2 separate regions of the Homo sapiens genome follow, and region 1 is linked to region 2. A link is a loop called in an ENCODE intact Hi-C map of the cell type or tissue named here. Cell type or tissue: Caco-2. All regions are shown on one strand. Links, peaks and the distances in the headings refer to the core of each region. The heading gives the core; the rest is flanking DNA.

Region 1 (10,592 bases), core at 1,190-9,189, 65 kb after region 2:
GAGTGCTTCTACTACTGGCAAAAAAGGCTCAGCAAAATTCAAGTTCTAGCTCCCAGCTTCATCTGAATCTGCCCATATGTCTACCCCAATGCTCAGAACCACACTTCTTCCTAATCAATGTGCTAATTTTACCATAAGATACTCTGTGAGGTTGTGATTTCAGTTTGCATAATTCTTCCCAAAATTAGACCTTGGGTTTGATTTTCAGAAATATTTGCCCTATAGCCACAGGAACTAAAGATTTCCCTTAGTTAGTCTTTGTATTGGGAACTTAGTCATAATTTTTTTTTTCTCCAAGTTCTTCAGTAACCTAGAAGCTACCTATCAACATCTGTATCTTCCTTATTTTTGCTGAAATATTGTACAGAAGCAACTACTTGGTTATCCAAAGCCCTGCCTTCTATAGGCACTTAATTACAGGTATTTATAGGTGATAATGTAATTAACTCTTTTGTTACCACCAGGTCCCCTTTACTACTGGCATCAGAGTCATTAACGCTTTTAAATATAATCAGATCAGAGAGCCAACTCCAGAACCAATTCAGAGAACTCATCCTTTAGGTTTTCTTGCTCATGGTTTCATCAGGGAGGCAGAGTCACTCTTAGTGATATGAAATAATTTCCCATAGCAATTAGACTTCTCACAATAGTGGGAGAAGGATGCAGGAAGATAAGCTGGACCTGATACAGGAGAGATCAAGGGCAACCTGGAACCTTTCCCTGTCTTTCACCACAACTAACCCTATAGAAGAGGTATGTGCCCTTTACCATAGGGGTGCACACACACCTGAGCCAAAACTCAGCAGGAGCTGAGGGGAGCTGCAGAACTGGCCGCTGCTCCATGCTAAGGAGGTAAGCAAGTAGGTAAATGCTGGTGTCTGTTTGTGTTCATGAGCTGTGATGGCACCTGTAGCCCTGCACCAACCTTCAAGTGTTGTGATGGTTGGTCTGCTTTCCAAATCTCATGCCAATTTCTCTTATGGCCAACCATAACGAGGGCCATAGAAAGAAGGAAAAATCTGGGAAATGTCCTTTGGGCTTAGGTAGGCTGACTCAGTACGGAACCACCAGAGCCGTCACTGTTTGGTACTCTTACGTAAGGAACTCAAGATTTAACCTAAGAACCAGTACCTAGAGGGAGAGGGTAAGAGAGAGGGATGGATAGGATCCATGTAAAAATTGGGTTATGAATTCGCTTAAATTAAGACTGTATGTGAGATTGTACCCAAAAGATCAGGATCAAGAAAGCCAGAGGGGAGAGCCGGCTTTGCTCCAGAACATTTCTGTATTTGACAGTGATGATAGTAACCCACCATGGCATCACAGAGCTTTGTGGTTTGCAAAGTGCTCTCACATGCATCATTTCATTTGGAGTGGATTGACCTTCTGCTTCATTCACTAAATACTTATTGAGTATTTGTCCTATGCCAGGAACTGTGCTAGGCATTTTGCATATCCTGTCTCCAAATATATTAATATCTCCTTTATATTTCACTATATCTCTGTGACAGAGATATCACTGTCATTTTACAGATTTTAAAAGTATGGCTATAATGTTGGAGATACAAGACCCTAATGGGAATATAAGATAAATAGAACTTTGTCCTTGCTCTCAAGAACAGGGGTTGGTAAACTTTTTCTATAAAAGGACAAGTGACAAGTAGTTTAGGCTTTGTGGTTCCTATTACAACTACCCAACTCTGAAGCTGTAGAGAATGCAGTCATAGCCAATATAAAAATGAATGTGCATGGCTGTGTTCCAATAAAACTTTATTTACAAAAACAGGCAGTGGGATAGATTTTGCCCATGGGTAATAGTTTACCAACCCCTGAACTACAAGGGCATAGGCTAAAGGAGAGACTACTAATTAAAACAACTCATGATGAGACTATGTGGTAAAGGAGTCTATACGAAGGGCTGTGAAGGCAGAGGGTGTAGCTGGCTGGGGAATTTAGTGAGGCAGGGCAGCATTTCTAGAATCATGACCTCTGTGGTCCATATTTCCAGGTCACTGCCATCCATGAACCAGGAAATGGCTTGCAGACAAATGCAGGGTGGGATCTGGAGCTTATATCTTATCAGAACCTGTGTCTCCTTCCTGAGCTGTCTTCCTGTGAACTGGGCCTGTGGTGTGGGGGTTGAGGTTCACTGTCTGCTTTCCCCTCGTGTATCAGCCAGCCCTTATACTTCCTAAAACTCAGCGTCCCTTATCCTTATCCACAGCACAGAAGCTGTGGGCTTGGCCTGACACAGCCCTAGAATGATACTTCCTTGTATGCCAGCCTCAACTTCTTCTGACCTGCAGCTTGCAAACAACACATTCCTAGTATGTGGTTATTAGCCTACTCCTCCTAGAATGCCCTCTAGATCTGGTTCCTGCCTGAGGTATAAAATCATGCTTGTGGTTGAACTTACAGGTGGACTTTACAAGAAGGCTCAGGACAGGGAAGAACACTATAAAACAACAAAAACTGCCTCCAACTGGAAAGCAGTGTGTAGGGAGGGTTTGAGCAGTGACTAGATGACCATAGGAAGGAGAAGTTCTAATATTTAAAAAGTCCTTGGGCTTAGGAGTCTTTCTGTCCCACAGTCCTATTTAGCTTTGTGATAGCGGACAAATTTCTTGAGCTCTCTTGACTTAGTTTCATGATTTGAAAACAGAGAGTTCACATCTCTCATAGGGCTGTTGTGATAATTAAATGAGAATTCCATCCAGTTTCCAGCAGGCACTATCCTGGCACACAGTTGACTCAAGACAGTATTAGAGAAAGACTCTGACATCAGATGGGGTGGGGTGGCCAAGTTGGGCGAAATAACTGAGGTCTGTGGTTTACTTTGATATATAAATCTAACAAGAATTCCTTTCTTTAACTTACATAAAATTCTTTCATTAAATCTCAGAAACAAAGGGATGTAACCTAAGGAGATCTCTTTGTGAGCACCCTAAGATTGGACATAAATGAAGAAATATTTATTAACACAAAAGAATTTCATTTGGAGGAAAAAAAACCATTGTAGGAATTTTTTCTGCATAACAGTTTTCATGCATACAAGTCATTTGGGATTCTAACCAAGTGTTTCCATTTCAAACTGAATAAAGTTTTACTTTGTAAATGTCTATATTAACAAAGCTTTCATTGAGGTTCGGAGAGGGGGCACTTAAAAATGTTTGCCAACCCCCCCATTAAAAAGTATATATTACTCAATGAAGTGGTATAGAAATAGATATCTATTTCTTTAAGTCCTACACAAAATAAAAGCATCTAACTTTGTGGGCAGAGGGAGGTCCAACTTTTTGTTTTCTTAACGCAGATGGAAAGAATCCCAAGAGACCAGTGAAGCAAGAAATTATCAAAGCTGCGGTATTTACGAAGTCACTTTGTGCCAGTGCCCCAGCAAGCTGCCACCATGGCTGCCAAGCCCTGTCACCCTTGCTGATCAGTACAGAGAGGGGCTCGCTGCGCTGGGTAGAGGAAGCAGGAAGTTTGCTGAACTCAGACGGAAGAAAAAGGATTCCTCTGGAGAATCCCAGCAGGTGGGAGAGCCGCTCTGCAGAGCGAGGCTCTTTTGACCCAGAGTACACACAATAGAGCCCTCTTAGGAGAGAGATTTTTTTCCACAGGTTTCTTCTTGGCCCTCTGGATTTGTTCTAAGCTGGCTTTCTGTGTGTGTGAGTTGTCTTGGCCTTTCTGGTTTTCTTTCCCTTTGGAACTTTCAGATCTTTCCATTGTGCACGATGTCCCTGTGAAAAGGCCTGAGTCACTCGGCCTCAAACTTTGCAGCCCCAAACATTCCCTCTTTGAATTAAGGTCACCTGTGTATGTCTCCCCACTCGGTAGAGGAAAGGGCACTTCATCGCCCTGGCCCTGGGCCCAAGGACCCCCTTGGGAGCATTGTCGAGGGACTTTTTCAGATGAGAGGCTTTCTGTAAAAGACTGACAGGGACTTCTTAGGACAGATGACCTTTAAATATATTTTCCAATTCTGATTCTGGGATTCTAAAATGGTGTGTGGACCCCATACAATGTCATTTGAGCAGGAGCAGACAGAACTGGAGATAACTCAAAGGAGATGTTAGAGCTGCCTTTAAGATCCTTGGAATACAGAAACAAGAAAGACATTAGTCCTAGGATATGTGATCTCAGAAGGCAGAAATTTTGGCCGGAGTTTTATGACAGGATGGGAGTTTACAGTTGATCTAGGAAAGGAATCCTGATTTACCAGTCAGATCTGCTGGAGTAAAGCCCAAAGACCTGGTTTTGAATGCTCACCGCTGCCTAACATCTGTGTGACCCTGGGCTACTGACCTGACTTTGCTGAGCCTGTTTTCCCATAGGCCAAACAGTGATAAGGCTTGCCTTGATTCTGCCATCCGGCTATTGTGAAGAGGAATAGGATAAGAGAAAGTGCTTGTAAATTCTGAAGTTCTAAAGATTTAATCCTACTGTCCAACTCCCCTGTTTGATGGAGTAGATAACCAGAGAATGGAGAAGTTAAGAAACTTACATGAGAGCACACAGTATTGATCTAAGGTAGTAGCTGATAAGGCCTCACATCTACAAGAGATAATATATTGATCCCTAGCAGCTCCAGGATAAAAGGCTTTTGGGGGGGCCTTGGGGCCATGACGCAGCCCCAACTTCCCACTGGAGTTTCATCTCACTCTTAATTTTATTTTCTGATTATGAAAATTATATGTGCTCACTGTGTGGAACTTGTATAATACAAAAAGCACAAAGTAAAACATGTTAAAACATTTTAATAATTCTGCTATGTGGACATATCTACTGTTGAAATTAAGATATATAACCTTTTAGCCTTTTCTCTGTGCATGTACATATTTGAACATAATTGGAATATTTCATGCAAACTTTTGTATATTGACTCCTTTTTCACCTGATGGTTTGTTGTACACTTTGCCATTAAAATTCATTAAGCAGTATCAAATGCATAATTTTCCACTGTGTAAGAACATAACAGCTTGTAACAAGTCCTCTACTGTTGGACACCGAGGTTCTTTCTTGTTTGCTACAAACAAATGTGTTGAACATTCTTACCTGTGAGTTGTTGTTTTCCTGGCCTGTCTTTAACTCCCAGCACCTTTCATTCAGTCCAGGTAGCTGCCCACATGTTAAGAAGCGGGATCTGAAGGAAAACCTGCATAAGGCTCTACATCAAATGCTGAAAGTGCTGCCCCACCAACAAGCAATGCTTCCTATAGGTTCCCTGGGGTGATTTTGGCCATTCTCTAAAACTCTGAGTTTCTTGTCTTCTGCAGAGACTCACAAATGTTTGTTTGCCCCAAAGTGTTATAGGTTTATCCTGATAATATGTGCAATACGATATACAGCTGAGGCCCTAAGCCCTATTAAAATATCTTAAGGTATTTTATTTAAACATATATATTTTACATGAAGTTTTTATTTTTGCCCTGTGTTGCTTTCAGTGATGCTTAGGGTAATGAAGTTTCACTTTTCTTTCCTGATGTAGGTTTCTGATTGGACATGGGTCCATGTCCTTGTGAAGTCTCCTCCTCCTGAACCTGCCCTGCTCTGTGACTTGCTTTTGACCACCAGCATGCTGCAGAAGTGATGCCGTGTGACTTCTGAGTGGGTCATAGGAAGCCTTGCAGTGTGGCCTGGGTCTTCAGGAATGCTTGTTTGAGGAAAACCACTGTCATGTAAGAAGTATGGCTACCCTGAGACTGTCATGGTGTGAGGACTCCTAAATGAGTCACATGTGGATGGCCACCTATTCAGGCCTCAGTTCTTCCAGCCATTGCGACTGTGGCCCACGCATGTGGGGGAAGAGGCCATTTTTCACGCCCATCCCAGTTGAGTCTTTAGATGATCCCTTCCTGGGCCTCCAGCTGACTGTAACCAGACTCCAGGCAGGAACCACATAGGAACTGAACCCAGTCAACCCACAGGCTGGGGAGGATGATAGTCCATTGTTGTATAAAGCCACTGCATTTGGAATGGTCTGTTGTATACTACCTAATCAGAACAAGACTCAATCCTTTCTTCATAGCTGGTAGTCTTAAGCATTTATTAATTCATATTTTAGTCACATTATGAATTTTCTATCACAATAAGCATTTATTGAGCACTTTTTATAGAGGGACTATGCTAGGCTTGAAGAATAAAAGACACATAGGACACGGCCCTGCTTATGTTCAGGTAGCTGTGGTCTAAACGAGGACGCACACATAAGGTGAAGACCCCATGAGATGGAATACACGGGGATAACAAGCCTCACAGTGGACTGGTCGCTTTACCAGGGGTGAGGCGATTCTGCCTATAAGGTAGGGAAGGACTTTCTGAAAGGGTGACACTGAGTTCCACCTTGAAAAATGCCTGAGAATTCACCCATAGACACAGTGGAAGAGGGGTGTTCCGAGGAAGGGAGATCAATGTGCAGAGAGACAGAAATCCCGGTTCGCTTATTCCCAACAAGGCAGAGAACAAACCTCTCCCAGTGATGCCCTCCCTTGTTCCCGTCCCCAATCTTTTGATAATAGTGGGAAGGGTTTCAAAGTGAGGGTTAAAAATGGGCTGGTTTTGCCACCCCTTAGTAAGTCTTGGGCAGGATTCTCAACTCTTGACACTCATTAAAATCACCTGGGAAGCTTTTGCAAAACTCCAGCATGGTACAACTACTTTAGAAACTGGTGTTATCCATTAAAACTAAACATTTGCTTATCTTAGCAATTCCACTCCTAGGTTTATAGAGTAAACAGAAACACATACGTGCCTGTGTCAAAAAACATGTATAGGCATGTTCAAGACCACACTGTTTGGCCAAGTGCCCTAGTTCATGCCTGTAATCCCAGCATCTTGGGAGGCCAAGGCGGGAGTATTGCTTGAGGCCAGGAGTTTGAGACCAGCCTGGGCATCATAGTGAGACTCCCATCTTGACACACACACAGTTTTTTTTTTTAATTAGCTGGGTGTGGTGGCGTGCACCTGTAGTCCTAGCTACTTGGGAGGCTGAGGTGATAGGATCCCTTGAGCCCAGAAGTTCAAGGCTGAAATGAGCTATGATTGTGTCACAGCACTCCAGTATGGGCAACAGAGAGATCCTATGTCCAAAACAAAAACAAAAACAAAACAAAAATACACACATTATTTGTAAGATGTAAAAAAAGGGAACAATCCATGTGTATCAATAGAATAGTTATATGCTGTGTATGCGTAATTAGTGTCTTAACCTGTTCAGGCTGCTGAATACCTCAACTGGGTAATTTACAAACAACAGAATTTATGGCTCATGGTTCTAGAGGCTAGGTAGTCTAAGATGCAAACGTCAACAGATTTGATGTCTGGTAAGGCCCTGTTCATCATAGATGGCACCCTTTTGCTGTGTCCTCACATGGCAAAAGGGACAAACAGGATTTTTTCAAGCCTCTTTTATGAGGGTACTAATTCCATTTATGGGGGGAGAGCCTTTGTAACCCATTCACTTCCTAAAGCCCCCACCACTTAATACTATTGGAGATTAGATTTCAATATATGAAATTTGGGTGGGACACAAACATTCATACCATAGCGGGCAGACAATGTAATACTATACAGCAATGAAAAGAAATGAACAACAGCGACCCAGAACAACATGAATGAACTTTTTTTTTTTTTTTGACAGAGTCTTGCTCTATTGCCCAGGCTGGAATGCAGTGACACAATCTTGGCCCAACCTCCACCTCTTGGGTTCAAGCAATTCTCCTGCCTCCGCCTTCCGAGTAGCTGGGATTACAGGCACACGCCACCATGCCCAGCCAATTTTTGTATTTCTAGTAGAGATGGGGTTTTGCCACGTTGATCAGGCTGGTCTTGAACTCCTGACCTCGGGTGATCCGCCTGCCTCAGCCTCCCAAAGTGCTGGGATTGCAGGCATGAGCCACTGCGCCAGGCCCATGAATGAATCTTAAAAATAAAATAGTGAATCAAGGAAGTCAGACACAAAGAGTACATACTCTACGGCTGCATTTCTATAAATATCAAAAAGAGGCAAAACAAATGTGTGGTGTTAGAAATCAGGAGAGTGTTACTATCCTGGGGAGGAAGGAGAAGACCTGAAGGAACTTGAGGGGGGCTTTGGCCTGCTGGTAGAGCTTTTTTTTTTTTTGTCTCGATCTAGGTGGTAGTTACATACGGATATTCACGTTGTAAAAGTTTGCCAAGGCTTTAATGTAATTATCTGATGCATATTATAATTAAAATGGAAAGTTTGTTTTAAAAGTACCAGTGCTTGGTCTCCACCCCTATGGACTCTGGTTTTATTGCTCTGGGAAGGAGCTCAGCCCTCTTAGTGGTGTAAAAATTTTCCAGGTGATTCTGATATGCAGTCAGGCTTGAGAAACACATGCTGTGCTTGATTAGTGGCCTCTCTCTTTGGACTTGGAGAATGCTGGCCTGTTGTTTTCACCTATTGGCCAGTCCCACTCAGCCTTTGGTTATGAATTAGATTAGAAACGTAGGAGAGAAGGGCCAGGTGCGGTGGCTCCCGCCTGTAATCCCAGCACTTTGGGAGACTGAGGTGGGAGGACTGCCTAAGCTCAGGAGGTTGAGACCAGCTTGGGCAACATGATGAGACCCTGTCCCTATAAAACAATTCAAAATTTAGCTGGGTATGATGGTGTGTGCCTGTGATCCCAGCTACTCTGGAGGCTGAGGCAAGAGGATTGCTTGAGTCCCGGAGGTTGAGGCTGCAGTGAGCTATGATCATGCCACTGCTCTCCAGCCTGAGTGACAGAGCAAGACCCTGTCTCAAAAAAAAAAAAAAAAAGAAAAGAAAAAAAGAAAAAAGAAACTTAGGAGAAAGGGCAGGGCTTGAGTCATCAGCATATAGACAGTCACTGTCTGAAGGTGATGGAGTTGGGGGATATTGGTTAGAGATTGGTTGGAGATGGATCCCAGAGTTTAGGGTGATATGAAAAGAAGTGAACTAGGAGAGAACTATAGACTTAGAGAAAATGGGGAAACCAAGAAACAGAAGCACTGGATGAGGCTTCTTGGCAGATACAATAAGGTGAATGTGTGAGGCATGGGGAGAGTAGGAAGTCACGGTAATTGAATGGATCCAGAGGTTCAAAAGCTGGCAAAGCAGTGGCATCACAGCTTGCCTTGCTCTCAGTATGGCCTGCTCTCAAGGCTACCCAAGCAAAATGACTGATGTTGACGTAACTGCATGTGCTTTTTCATTATCCTTCCTGGGCCAGCACCACATTTGACCCTTTTCCTAACCACCTTATTGGCTTACCAAGTCAGTGGCTGTGTTCTGAATGTGAGCTCCAAGGCTGCCACCAGTGACTGGGCTTGGTAAATGGTTCCCTTTATAGGACTCTGGGTGGAAAATTGGAGTTGTGGTTAGATTAGAATCATTTCCAACTGTGCTCTGTGGAAGTCCTGGAGACCACTGTTAGGTGGCCAGGACAGGTTGGAGGAGAAGGGAGAAGACAACTGCCACCCCACTCCTCTGAATTTAACCAGAATGGAACTTTTCTGTTTTACACACTGGATTCTGCAGCTAGGAAAACCTGAAACTATGTGTTTAATTATCACCAGGGTCCCTTCTAGTGCTAAGAATCTGAACTTCCCCTCGCTCCTCAGTTGGGCAACAAGTGAGTTAAGACTCCTGGCCCCACCTTGAACACTGCTGTCTTCCCAGGGTTCTTCCTTTTCACCTTCCAAAAGCTACCTCTCTTCCATCTTCTCCCCTCACCACCTCAGCTTTAGAAGGAAACATGTTCGCCGGTGCCTGAGAGGCTGTCTGAGGAAACCTGCTCTCAGAGCACAGGGAAGCCGCGTCAGCATGCTGCCCTGTGCACAGCTTCCTGGAAGGGGTCTGCTTACTTTTACTATTGCACTGAACAAATGGAAAAGAATTTGGGACCATTGCAAAGACCTACAGCCAGGGCAGCAAGGATGGTGGTGGGAGCCCAGCTGAGGCTGGGGCTAAGATTAAAAACTGGGCTACTCTTTACTATATAAAAGGAAGCAAAGCCAGGACTTAGCAGAGTGCCTCAAAGTATCACCAAACTGAGGGAACAGAAAAGATTTTCAGCTACTCTCAGTAAAGGGTGTTGCTATTTCAACTTCCAAAAGCAAAATGAAGCTGTAGCCTGCAAAGGAATGAAGTCATCTGTTCACAGACCCACAGGTGGAAAACTTTCTAAATAACATCGCTCAGCTTCCCACATTTGAGAACACAAACATTGAAGCCCAAGAGAAGTGACTTGCCCAAGGTTACAGAGACAGAGGCAGAATGTGTGGTTGGGGGAAGGAGCACTGTCTATAGGGTCAGACAAGCCTAAGACAGATCAGAACTCTGTGTGACCATAAGCAAATTCAGTAACTGTATTAGTCTGTTCTCACACTGCTAATAAAGACATACCCAAGACTGAGTATGTTATACAGGAAAGAGGTTTAATTGACTTACAGCTCAGCATGGCTGGGGAAGCCTCAGGAAACTTACAATCATGGCAGAAGGGAAAGCAAACACATCCTTCACATGGTGGCAGGAAGGAGAAATGCCTACCAAAAGGGGAAAAGCCCCTTATAACACCATCAGATCTCATGAGAACTCATTCAGT
Region 2 (10,592 bases), core at 1,789-9,788:
CACATAACCCTGGTAAGTTGCTTCACCTTCACCAATCTGAGTCCTTCTCTGTCAGATGGAGAGGATGATCTCTACTCTGCCTTCCTCGGGATTCCAACAAGAATCAAGTGATTTATATACATGTACAGGGTGTTAGATTTCAGTGAAATGCTTCTACTAAGGTGATGTAATAGTGGGAATGAAGTGGCGATTCACCCGAAGGACCCTCGATCGCATTCACCCCAATGTGGACTGGATGTTCACGGTGCTGAGAGCAGGCAATAGAGGGATCCTGGAGACCTGCTGTATACCCGAATGGTGTAGCCAGAAGTCAGGAGAACCTGGGCTTGAATCCCAGCTCTGCCACCTTCTAGCAGTGTGATCTTGCATAGGTTACTTAACATGATTGATAAAATCAGAATCCTGGTAACCTCATAGGATGGTTGTAAGGAGTACATGAAATCATACACATGAAGTGCTCACAACTGGGCCTGGTATATAGTGTTCCCTATAAGTATTAGCTGTGGGCCGGGTGCGGTGGCTCACGCCTGTAATCCCAGCACTTTGGGAGGCCGAGGCGGGCGGATCACGAGGTCAGGAGATCGAGACCACGGTGAAACCCCGTCTCTACTAAAAATACAAAAAATTAGCCGGGCGCGGTGGCGGGCGCCTGTAGTCCCAGCTACTCGGGAGGCTGAGGCAGGAGAATGGCGTGAACCCGGAAGGCGGAGCTTGCAGTGAGCGGAGATCGCGCCACGGCACTCCAGCCTGGGCGACAGAGCGAGACTCCGTCTCAAAAAAAAAAAAAAAAAAAAAAAAAGGATTAGCTGTGCTTGGTGAGATCAGCCAGTCAGCCAGTTCCAAGATCAGCCCTTGTCGAGCTGAGCTCCTGGGAGGATCCTGTTCACAGAGTCTGTCGTACAGGCAACTAATATGTAGAGGAGCATTCCAATTCATCCATTTGGAGGGTGTAATTGGTCTTTCTTGGGGAGACAGACAAACTCATGTCCAGCCCATCATTTCCTTGTAGGCAAGCTCTCCAAGGAAGCTAAATGGAAGCAGCTTCTTGCCTGGAAAGCAGAGTCTCAGGGCAAGAAGGGGTAGCGAGGAGTATGCTTATATCAAGGGCATGATGTCCTAATGCCCCGATGGATCCGTCTCCATGTGGCACCTGCACCAAGGGCTGGACCGAGCTGTCTGCAGCCAGAGTCCTTCTCCTGCTCTGCAAACAATGCCATATTTCAGTGCTCTGCTTTCCCTTTTCTATGTTGCTTCCTGCCAAGTTACCTCCCTTATGTCTTTACATAAGCTCAGGCTCTTGATCTCACTTGCTTCTGGACTATGGCATCTTCTGGTCTTTGGGGCAGCCCCTATCTACCTGATGTCACCCCTTGTATATTGATGCTGCTGGTTTAGCTGTATGCAGCATGCACATTGTTTGCTCACCTCCCTACAGGACCTCTAACATCGTGAGGCATGTCGTGGTCTTGCTACTTCCTAATCCACACACCAGTTTGGTAGCTATAGGGAAAGGGCTGTACTTGTCAAAGTACAACTATAAGGAAAGGGCTGTACTTGTCAAAGCTCTTATTTAGAAACTGGCCTCTCACCTCTGCTGTTTATGAAGGGGATGTGGAGCACCATGTGAGAGGTAATTACTTCTTTCGCGAGGCAGGGATCTGTATCTGTTTCATTCACTGATGTGTCCCACGTGCCAGGACAGTACCTACCACAGAGCAGGCACTCAATTATATCTGTCAAATGAATAAAAGTCACTTCTCAGGATACCATCCTGCTTATCTCAGAATCAGGTCTTTGGTTGTTTGTAGGATGCAGCACACCTTGGTCTCCTACTGGATAAAGTGTTTTTGCCTGCAGTAGTGCATGCTCTCCACACTCTGGAATAGCTCTTTTGGGCTTGGCTTTCATTCTTATTCCTTTTCCTACACAGTCCACTGATGTCATAGACCCTGGCTAAAAGCAGAGTTCTGATCCATTCATTCATTTCTAAGCTTCAAATCTTTAGGTGACTTTCCATTGCTTTTGAAACAAGGTACACATTTCTCACTTGGGCAGTCAAGGCCTAGGATCTGCACCTGATCTAGTCTTTCAAACTCAGTCTCCGTGTGTTCCCCACAAATACTCGTGGTTTCATTTCGATTGCATTGCTCAATGTTTTCCAGACGTCTCTCTGAAACCTTCCTGTCTTTGTCCTCTTCTTCATATTGTGTCCTCTAGAATAATCTTCCCAACAAAATGATGTTTAGGAGGGGTCTTGAGCACTGTAAGTGATGTTTCTGCCTGCTGGGACTTCCAGCTTTTTTTTTTTTTTGAGACAGAGTTTCACTCTTGTTGCCCAGGCTGGAGTGCAATGGCATGATTTTGGCTCACTGCAACCTCCGGCTCCTGAGTTCAAGCAATTCTCCTGCCTCAGCCTCCTGAGTAGCTGGGATTACAGGCACCCACCACCATGCCCAGCTAATTTTTTGTATTTTCAGTAGAGGCGGGGTTTCACCATGTTGGCCAGGCTGTGAACTCCTGACCTCAGGTGATCTGCCTGCCTCGGCCTCTCAAAGTGCTAGGATTACAGGCGTGAAGCACCGTGCCTGGCCGACTCTAGCTTTTAAGACCTAGTCTGAGCTTGCAAGACCCATCGTGAACATCATTTTTTTCACAGAATTTCTTTTTTTCTTTTTTCTTTTTTTTTTTTTTTGAGATGGAGTCTCACTCTGTCGCCCAAGCTGGAGTGCAGTGGTGCCATCTCGGCTCACTGCAATCTCCGCCTCCCGGGTTACAGAATTTCTAACTAGCTCTCTACCTCTTCTTACCCTCTAGTATGTGCATTTGTACCTTGCTTTGTTTTCCTCAACTTTGTGCTTGTTTCTGTAATTCCCTCATTCATTCCTACCTCTGCATGCTTGAAAGTTCTTTGTGGATAAGGACTTGGTCCGAATTATATTTCCTTTCCCATCCCATGCACGTGGTCCTCTCTCAGGAAATAGTGCAAATGAGCAACTATTGCACCAAGTTAGCCATTCTCTAAACATAGGTACTACCTATGCACTTTACAATTCTTGCTTCTAATTTATTTCTGGGTTGCATGGACCTTACAAAAAGGAGTAGCCTTTTTGAAAAGATTGGTTTGAAAAAAAACAATTTCAAGCATCGTTTGAAAAGGCTGCGGGACCAAAAAGCCAGCACAGCTCAAGTCATTTTAAACATGCAATGATTCTCACTCTGAATACTCAGAGTGGAGACTCAAAGTGTGGCTCTTTGCAAGTTAATGTCACTCTGGCCATTCCTTACACTTTGATCATTCAAACAGAAGTCACATGTGGTTTCGTCTCAGCTCTAAGAAGGCCAAACATGAATTTCTCAAGCCTGTCCAAACAATCTCTCAGAAAAAAAGATAGAGGTTGGATCATTTGTTCATACAGTTTGATTAGCTAACACACATTTTATAGTACTTGAAGGGTTGTTGAAAAGGAGTTCCTGTCTTATCACTAGAAGGTGAATTCTTGAACCTGTAAAATAAACTAGTTAGTTTGCATGTCTTTATATTCCTTCCATGCATTTAGATATACCTATTTCCAGACAGGTTTTCAGAATGCATTTGGGAAGCCTGTGATTAAAGGATATTTTCTGGTATGGTATGAAGGCTGAGTCTCTTGACAATAACTTTCAGAAAAAGAATAAAATCTATTTTACATCAGCTGAATGTCTCTAATTGGGTCTTGAAGACCAAACAGTTCCCTTCAATGCAGCTGGGGCTTTGGGTAGCCCCAAACCAATTAACTCAAATTATATAATTTTCTTCCCATCCCTACCCCCAAAGCTTGACTTGCTTATTTAGTAAAGAGGAGGATTAGCGCAAGCACTAAGGAGCTGTTCTCTGGCTGCCTGGCACAATATGTGAACTTACTTCTGGGCCAGCCAGAAGCATCCTGGCTGGGAAGAAAGGAAAAGGGGAAGCTGAAGTGAAGCCGTCTCCTTGGTGTGACTCTCCTCTTTCTTGGGATACAATGGAACTCAGCAGAAATATATTACTGGATTACCAGGCAGCAGAAAGCATGCTGGCCTTTAAATGGGAACAAGCAATCTTTAGCCCTCCTAAACCTCTAAAAATGTGCAGGAGCTAATTAAGGCAACAACATCATGAGGTGATCAGAGAAGAGCAGAGAAATGTGAACGGTTAGGGGGAATCTGAACAGGTGTGTATGTGCGGTGTGTCTAAAGGAGCAAAAAGCTTTACTATGAATAGATTTCATCTTTCTTCTGTTTCCAAATGATTTGTTAAGCCTGGGGTGAGCATTGAACAAATAACAAAATTATGTAACAATTCCAAATGTATATTTTCCAAATTAAAAAAAAGCAATAATTTTAAAAGGCAGAATGACACCCTGCATTGCAACTGTATCAGAAATATGCTTAGTAACCTTTATTACAAGGCAGCTTAATTTTTTTTCTATTTTATATAGAGTACTGTCTTTTGTGATCCTTGTAACAAGATACTAAATACCTGATTTGATAATTGTGACATATAGGTGAATTTAAAATAGTTTAGTTCTAATAAGAAAGAATAATTAATGATACCTTCAGGTGGGCAGGTTTTTTCAGGGGAGCATTTTTTCATATTTATTGGACAGTGAAATCTCAGCTTCTAAGTGCTGACCTTTTATGTGCCAACAAGAGAAAGCAAATAGTAGACATGCCTCAATGTCTCCCTTCTTTTCTAAGCTTATAAAATATGGTACTTAACTTGCCGTGGTATTTTCTCACACATTCCTTTCTGAGGGGACCCTGCCCTGGATACCAGTAGAATGGTTTTATACAACAGGCTTCCCTGATGTTCTAGGTCCTGGGAGTTATCTTCTAAGCTTGAGTTTTTTGCTCATATGTCTGTCAAAAAGGAAAATCCAGTGAAATTAAAGTTCGTCAGGAAGCTACAAGTCTGTTTTCTTACAGCTCCCATGGGCAAAGTAGCATTATATCTTCTGTTGATGTCACCATTTCTCTGGGAGATTCTAGAAATTTGTTCATTGGTTTCCTTCAGAATCTACTGACTACCAATGTAAACTCACAGCTGGAGAGCCACATCCCTTGTCCTTTTGGACCATGGTACCTATGACCAAGGCTTAGGCCTTTTCTGTTGAGTCTCTGTCTTTGGGGAGGGGGATAAGTTCTTAAATTCAGGGCCAGAGTTCCAGGAAAGGTATTCAAGTAAGACACAGAGCAAGGCTACCAATTAAAATAAAGACAATAGACTTTCAAGTTCAAATTCTGAGAAGAATATTAAAAATTATTTAGTCTACACTGTGATTTTAAAGAGAGAACCATGGTAGCCCAGGAGGGAGGTTGACTTGTTCAAGGTCACATGGTGGCTTAGTGGTACTGCCTGACCAGAACTTGGTTCTCCTGATGCAATTGAAGAGCAATCTCTGGCTGTCAATGCTGATCACATCTCAATCATAGAAACATCTCCTTTATTTTTCTGACTTTATAGATTGCTAATGGCAGGAGAACACTATGACTTACAAGTTGAGCTTTCACCTTGCTGGCCCTGGCTGGGCAGACTTGGCATCTGTGGTTGAGGCTTTAAGGTGGAAAAACAGGGCATTACCAGTGCTTCTTTTCATTGAATGTACATTTGAGAGATGCATTAATTAACGTAAAATTGCTACCTCTAGCTCTGAGCCTTAGCTGGCGCTCCACTTTGTACTGTTCACCAAAATCAAAGCACCGCTATGGTTTATTTTTTAGATATCTTGAAAAGGATAATGTTTGACCATTCCTCTCCTTGGCTTTACCTCCATGTGCTGTGTGTAATGATCCAGAGAGAATCAATTGGACACTGCATTTTAAAGATAAGGATTGGGATTTTACTTCTGGGTAACCTGGTGACCCCAATCAATCTCTGTCTTACGAACTCTCTGAAGATTTGATGCTCCAGTCCGCAATTAAGTCCCAGCTTCCAAGAATGGCAACAGATGTTGCAATCCAAACACCTTTATTAACTATTTATCTTCAAATATATATCAACGATCTCTTGGCCAACAGAAAGAGTGGCCTGCCCCTTAAATGGAAAATCACACTCTTTCATCTTCAAGCTATTTTACTTTATAGTCCTTTTGAGAAGATAAAAAGAGATCTATTAAGAAAGTAGCTGACAATATATAATTGCTTTCAAAATTTGCCTTTTCTAAAAGTAGTTTTTATCTATACATTGAAAATATTGCTATTAAGTTGTATACCTCAACTATACAAAACATCAAATGGTATTTAGGGTAAGCAGATAACATAAAGTTATCTTTAATAGTGAAGATTTCAATGTTTGGTTTCCTTTGTTTTCATATAAAACTTGCTGATTACATTTCATTTGCCAGACTTTGGCCTTGTTTGAACCAGAGCTTCAACACCATAAAAAATAATCCTTGCCACCTACTTGCCTTACAAGAATGTCATGAGGATTATAAATGATGGTGGAGTAATTTAAACACAGAATGAAACACAAGGCCAAAATATTTTAAGCAAGACCCTGTGTAATCCTTTGTAATTGAACTCATCAAGGTTTCATTCTACAGCTGAGCCCTTGCCTGAAGTTTATTGAGGTTATTCTACCGAGAAAAAAATAAACTATCGTGAGGTCAAAGAGCCTTCTTCTTCCTTGATTTAACTCACTGGCTAAATTTGCTGAATTCCTCTCACACAGGTAGGAGAAGTGGGCAGTTTTTTGCTTCAAGGGCAGGGGTGAATTCACATGAAGATAATGAAGTTTAAGCTTCCAAGTGTTCTCAATGCCATTTGTCTTCATAAAATTTGCAAAAATCAGATATTTTAATCACAATTAGTTAAGAATGCGATTTTTACTCTGATTTTCCTTCCATCATACCCAAGGGCTGTCAAGTGGGGTGAAAGTGGCCCCAGGGCAACTGTGCACTCTAGCTAAGGGAACCTTGAGTAGGGGGTGCTTTAGTTTGGACTTCATGAAATATGAAGCATGCAATACTTCATAAGTCCAAACTAAAGCATGCCCTACTCAAGCTTCCCTTAGGTAGAGCCGTCTTTTGCTGTCCATCTGCGTACAATCACATTATTTCTAGCCTTGCTGATGTAGAAATGACTTCCAGGAACATGCCCACACTGTGCCGACTCACCTGCTGTCATGGCACAGAGATACAGACCAGACAGAGAGCCCGTCAAGAATTAAACTAAACACTGGAGGTCTGTGGGTAATGGAGAAGAAGAAAGGTTTGCAAGGACTTAGAAACCAACCCGTACAAAAAAGTGTCTAAGTATCACGTGTACACAGTTGTAAAGGCATGAATTCATTTCATTGATGTCTGGTCGAAGGAAAGTTCTCCCCTCTCAGGATTATACTTCATAAAGCATGGTTTATAATGTACATGTACTATGTTTTTTCTTCTTTTTAAATGCAAATTGTGTAAAATAGAAATCATGAGAATTCCTGTGTTTCTAGAAACAGACGTATAGGAGTGCTATAAAAAACAAGCATATCTAGTGAGAAATCAAGAATTGTATGGACCCCAACTTTCAATAATAATGTAACAAACTCCAGTCAACCCTGCTAGTAGAATGAGTGAATTATCTTTCTATTATCTCTATTGAAAATAATATAGCAAAATCATTGTCATATTAAGCAGCAATCAAAAAGTAGTAAAAAATGTAGATTAAAAAAGTATTACAGGTGTACATGAAACATGAATTACTAAAAATACTGTTTTTAAAAAAATTTTAATATGTTTATGGTATTTCCCAGTTTTCTGAATAAATATCCATATTAATATCTATTTTTTATCTATAACCTTTTATATTCTTTTTCTCACAAAAGGTCCATAAAATTTCATGTGTTTTAGCCCTCACATATTTTGCATCTGCTGTGGGGTAGGGGTGGGAATGTCAGGTGTCAAAGCTCAGTCCTTCCTTAAAGATTATTTGATTCAGAGAAGACCTTGGAGGCCAAGTACATCTCTGCTTCTTGCCTCCCTCCACCCCCTTCCCATTATGTTTAAGAAAATGCAGGCTTTGAAGTGAAGCTGTGCTTATGATTACACAGCCTGTGCTTGGTGGAAATTGGACAAATCCATGCATTAAGAATGGATTCTAGGATCTGCTGGTCAGAGAGACCAGCAGCAAAAGGACTGAAGCAGAAGCTGAAAGATCCAGGTGTCAGTCTTGACTGCCACTGGCTGATGTGTGACCTTGAAGAACAAACTTCCTCCACTGGGCCTTGACTCCCCATTTGTGCATGCAAGAAGGAGCCACCTTCCTATATTGGAAGTTATGGGAAGCCTCTGTGACAAAGGGAAGTCTGAGCAGAGGCTCAAAGGAAACCAGAGAGAGTCACTTGTATGCCCAGGCCTTTCTGTGAAGAGGAGAGTGTGTGTGGCATCTTGGTGGACTGGCAGGGAGGCCAGCATGCTCAGCTGGGTGGGCGAGGAGGGCAGAAGTAGGCCAAGTAGACGAGGCCAGAGAGCCAGTGCAGGCTATGGCAAGGGATTTTGCTCATAGGGAGAGGGGAGCCATTGGACCTGATGAACCTGGAGTGAGATGACCTGAAAGATATTTAAAAATGATCACTGGTGCTGCTGTGTGGAGTGAGGGTGGAGGCTTGATAAAAGGTGGCTGCAGGCCTGGTGCGTGGCTCATGCCTGTAATCCCAGCACTTTGGGAGGCGGAGGCAGGCAGATCGCTTGAGCCCAAGAGTTTGAGACCAGCCTGGGCAACAAAGTGAGACCCCATCTCTACAAAAAATACAAAAATTAGCCGGACGTAAGTGGTGTGTGCCTGTAGTTCCAGCCACTTGAGAGGCTGAGGCAGGAGGATTGCTTCAGCCTGGGAGGTTGAGGCTGTAGTGAGCCACTACACTCCAGCCTGGACGACAGAGCGAGACCCTATCTCTAAAAAATATTAAAAAGCCAGTGGAGAAAGTGCCTACGATCACCTCCAGCACAAGGCATAACGTGGCAAGTGCCTAAAAAGAAGCAGAGGGAAGTGGTGCTGGCCGGAAAGAATGAGCCGGACATTATCAAGCAGAGATGGCAGGCAGAAGGCGTGACAGTTTTGCAGAGGAAATGGCATAAACAAAGATATGTGTGAGAAAAATGAAGGCCTTGCTCACGGAAACAGTGCTGTGAAGTGACTGAGAGTGAGGATTCTGTGCCCTTAGAAGAGTTATTCAAACTTCCCATCCCTTAGTCTTCACTGTAAGTGGGGGCCGTTATCCTCATCTGCCTGGGAGAGGTCTGTCAATGAGAGTTGCCTGTGTTGTACTCTAGAGGTGCAGGGCGAATGGTAGCTTTCACTATTATGAATTTACGAAATTTTTATGAAATGCCAAAAAGTTCCGTGAGGCATAGAAATGTGATCAGCAGGAAGTCAGGCTGATAGCAAAGAGTCTTGAATGCCAGGCTGAAGAGACAAAAGAAGGAGGGAGAGTTCCAGGCTTGCTTTATTCTAAAAGTCACCAGAGGAGCTTCTGAAAATGAAGTCCCTCATCTTCCTACTCTGACATGGGGCCCAGGGAGCTGGATTTTAGCAAGAGTCCCTGGTGATTCTTATGCGGATGCGGCTTAAGAAAATAAATGTTTTTAACCTGAAGGTTGAAGGGGGCATTGTCTTCAACTGCTGAGCTGGTGGACCCATCTGCAAACCAACGATATGCCGACTACTCCCAGTTCTCCTTGTGCAAAGCCAGCAACTGCTAAATAGTTGGAGCTGATAGTTGGAAGGAGGAAGCATGTGGTCCGGGATTGAAGGAGAGCTCTGGGGACCTTTCGAGGAGCCACCCTTCCCCTGTGGCTGTGCAAGGTGGTGACCCAAGCTCATGTTCTCGTCCCAGCTCCAACGCTGCCAAGTCACTGTGTGTCACTTGGATGATTCTTGCCTCTTTTCTGAGCTGCAACTTCCTCCTCTGTTTGAAAAAACAGAAAGTTGAGAGGTCTGAATTGGGCAAACTCTAAAGTCCCTTCCAGTTCCAACTTTATCTGTTTATCAAACAGCCTAATCTTTGCAAAAGCACTTGCAATGGCTACAGCCTGGAGACAGTCTTTGCAAACTTTGCAGTCAGACTCAAGGCTCTGGGGGTTATGCAAAGGGCACTGAATACTCCTGCCATCAAGATAACAGAAGGAACCCTTCTCTGGGGAGGGTTGTTCACATGCACCTCAGTACACGCAGCTCTGAGAGCTGGGACTTGTCTGATTTAACCCTTATCACCCTGCAGCATTTGGTGGGGCCAAGGTGGAAGCAGTTAGTCAGTTACCTCTGACTTTCTGGCACTTCCTTTGCCTGAAACAAGCCAATTGGGTTTTAGTGCTCTCTGATCAGAAGCTTCATGAGTCTGTGGTGTGAAAAGTGAAGAAAATAAGTGTCTTTGATTTCAGATAAATCACTTATGCACTCCAGGACTCAGTTTCTTTGTCTGAAAAATTTTCACTCCCTGAAAGAGGATACTTTTGCTTCTTAATTGCCATCAAATTTGGATGGCACAACTTTTACTGAATTCTTTTTTTTATCCCACAAAATTGAGAAATGGTCAGACTTTTTAGGACCAGTTTAAAAATAATAGTTTCATCTCAAGCAAAAGGCTGGCT

The links. Hi-C counts contacts between places; a loop is a spot of excess contacts. Peaks named below come from ENCODE experiments on the same cell type or tissue, not always from the same donor. Only the 100,000 strongest peaks of a DNase experiment are listed, where the experiment ranks them.
Region 1: it touches region 2 in a loop (7-fold over the local background); 4 of 110 quality-filtered maps call a loop at or near these places.

What each region holds. Positions count from the first base shown.
Region 1 is chr3:193,845,339-193,855,930 of GRCh38, reverse strand. No RefSeq gene overlaps it. Among named protein-coding and RNA genes, the nearest start is that of LINC02038, 6.6 kb to the right of the region's middle. In Caco-2, for the core only: no CTCF peak of the experiment used is centred there; a DNase peak (open chromatin) is centred at 4,300.
Region 2 is chr3:193,910,610-193,921,201 of GRCh38, reverse strand. No RefSeq gene overlaps it. Among named protein-coding and RNA genes, the nearest start is that of LINC02038, 72 kb to the right of the region's middle. In Caco-2, for the core only: no CTCF peak of the experiment used is centred there; a DNase peak (open chromatin) is centred at 5,941; H3K4me3 peaks cover 1,725 bases.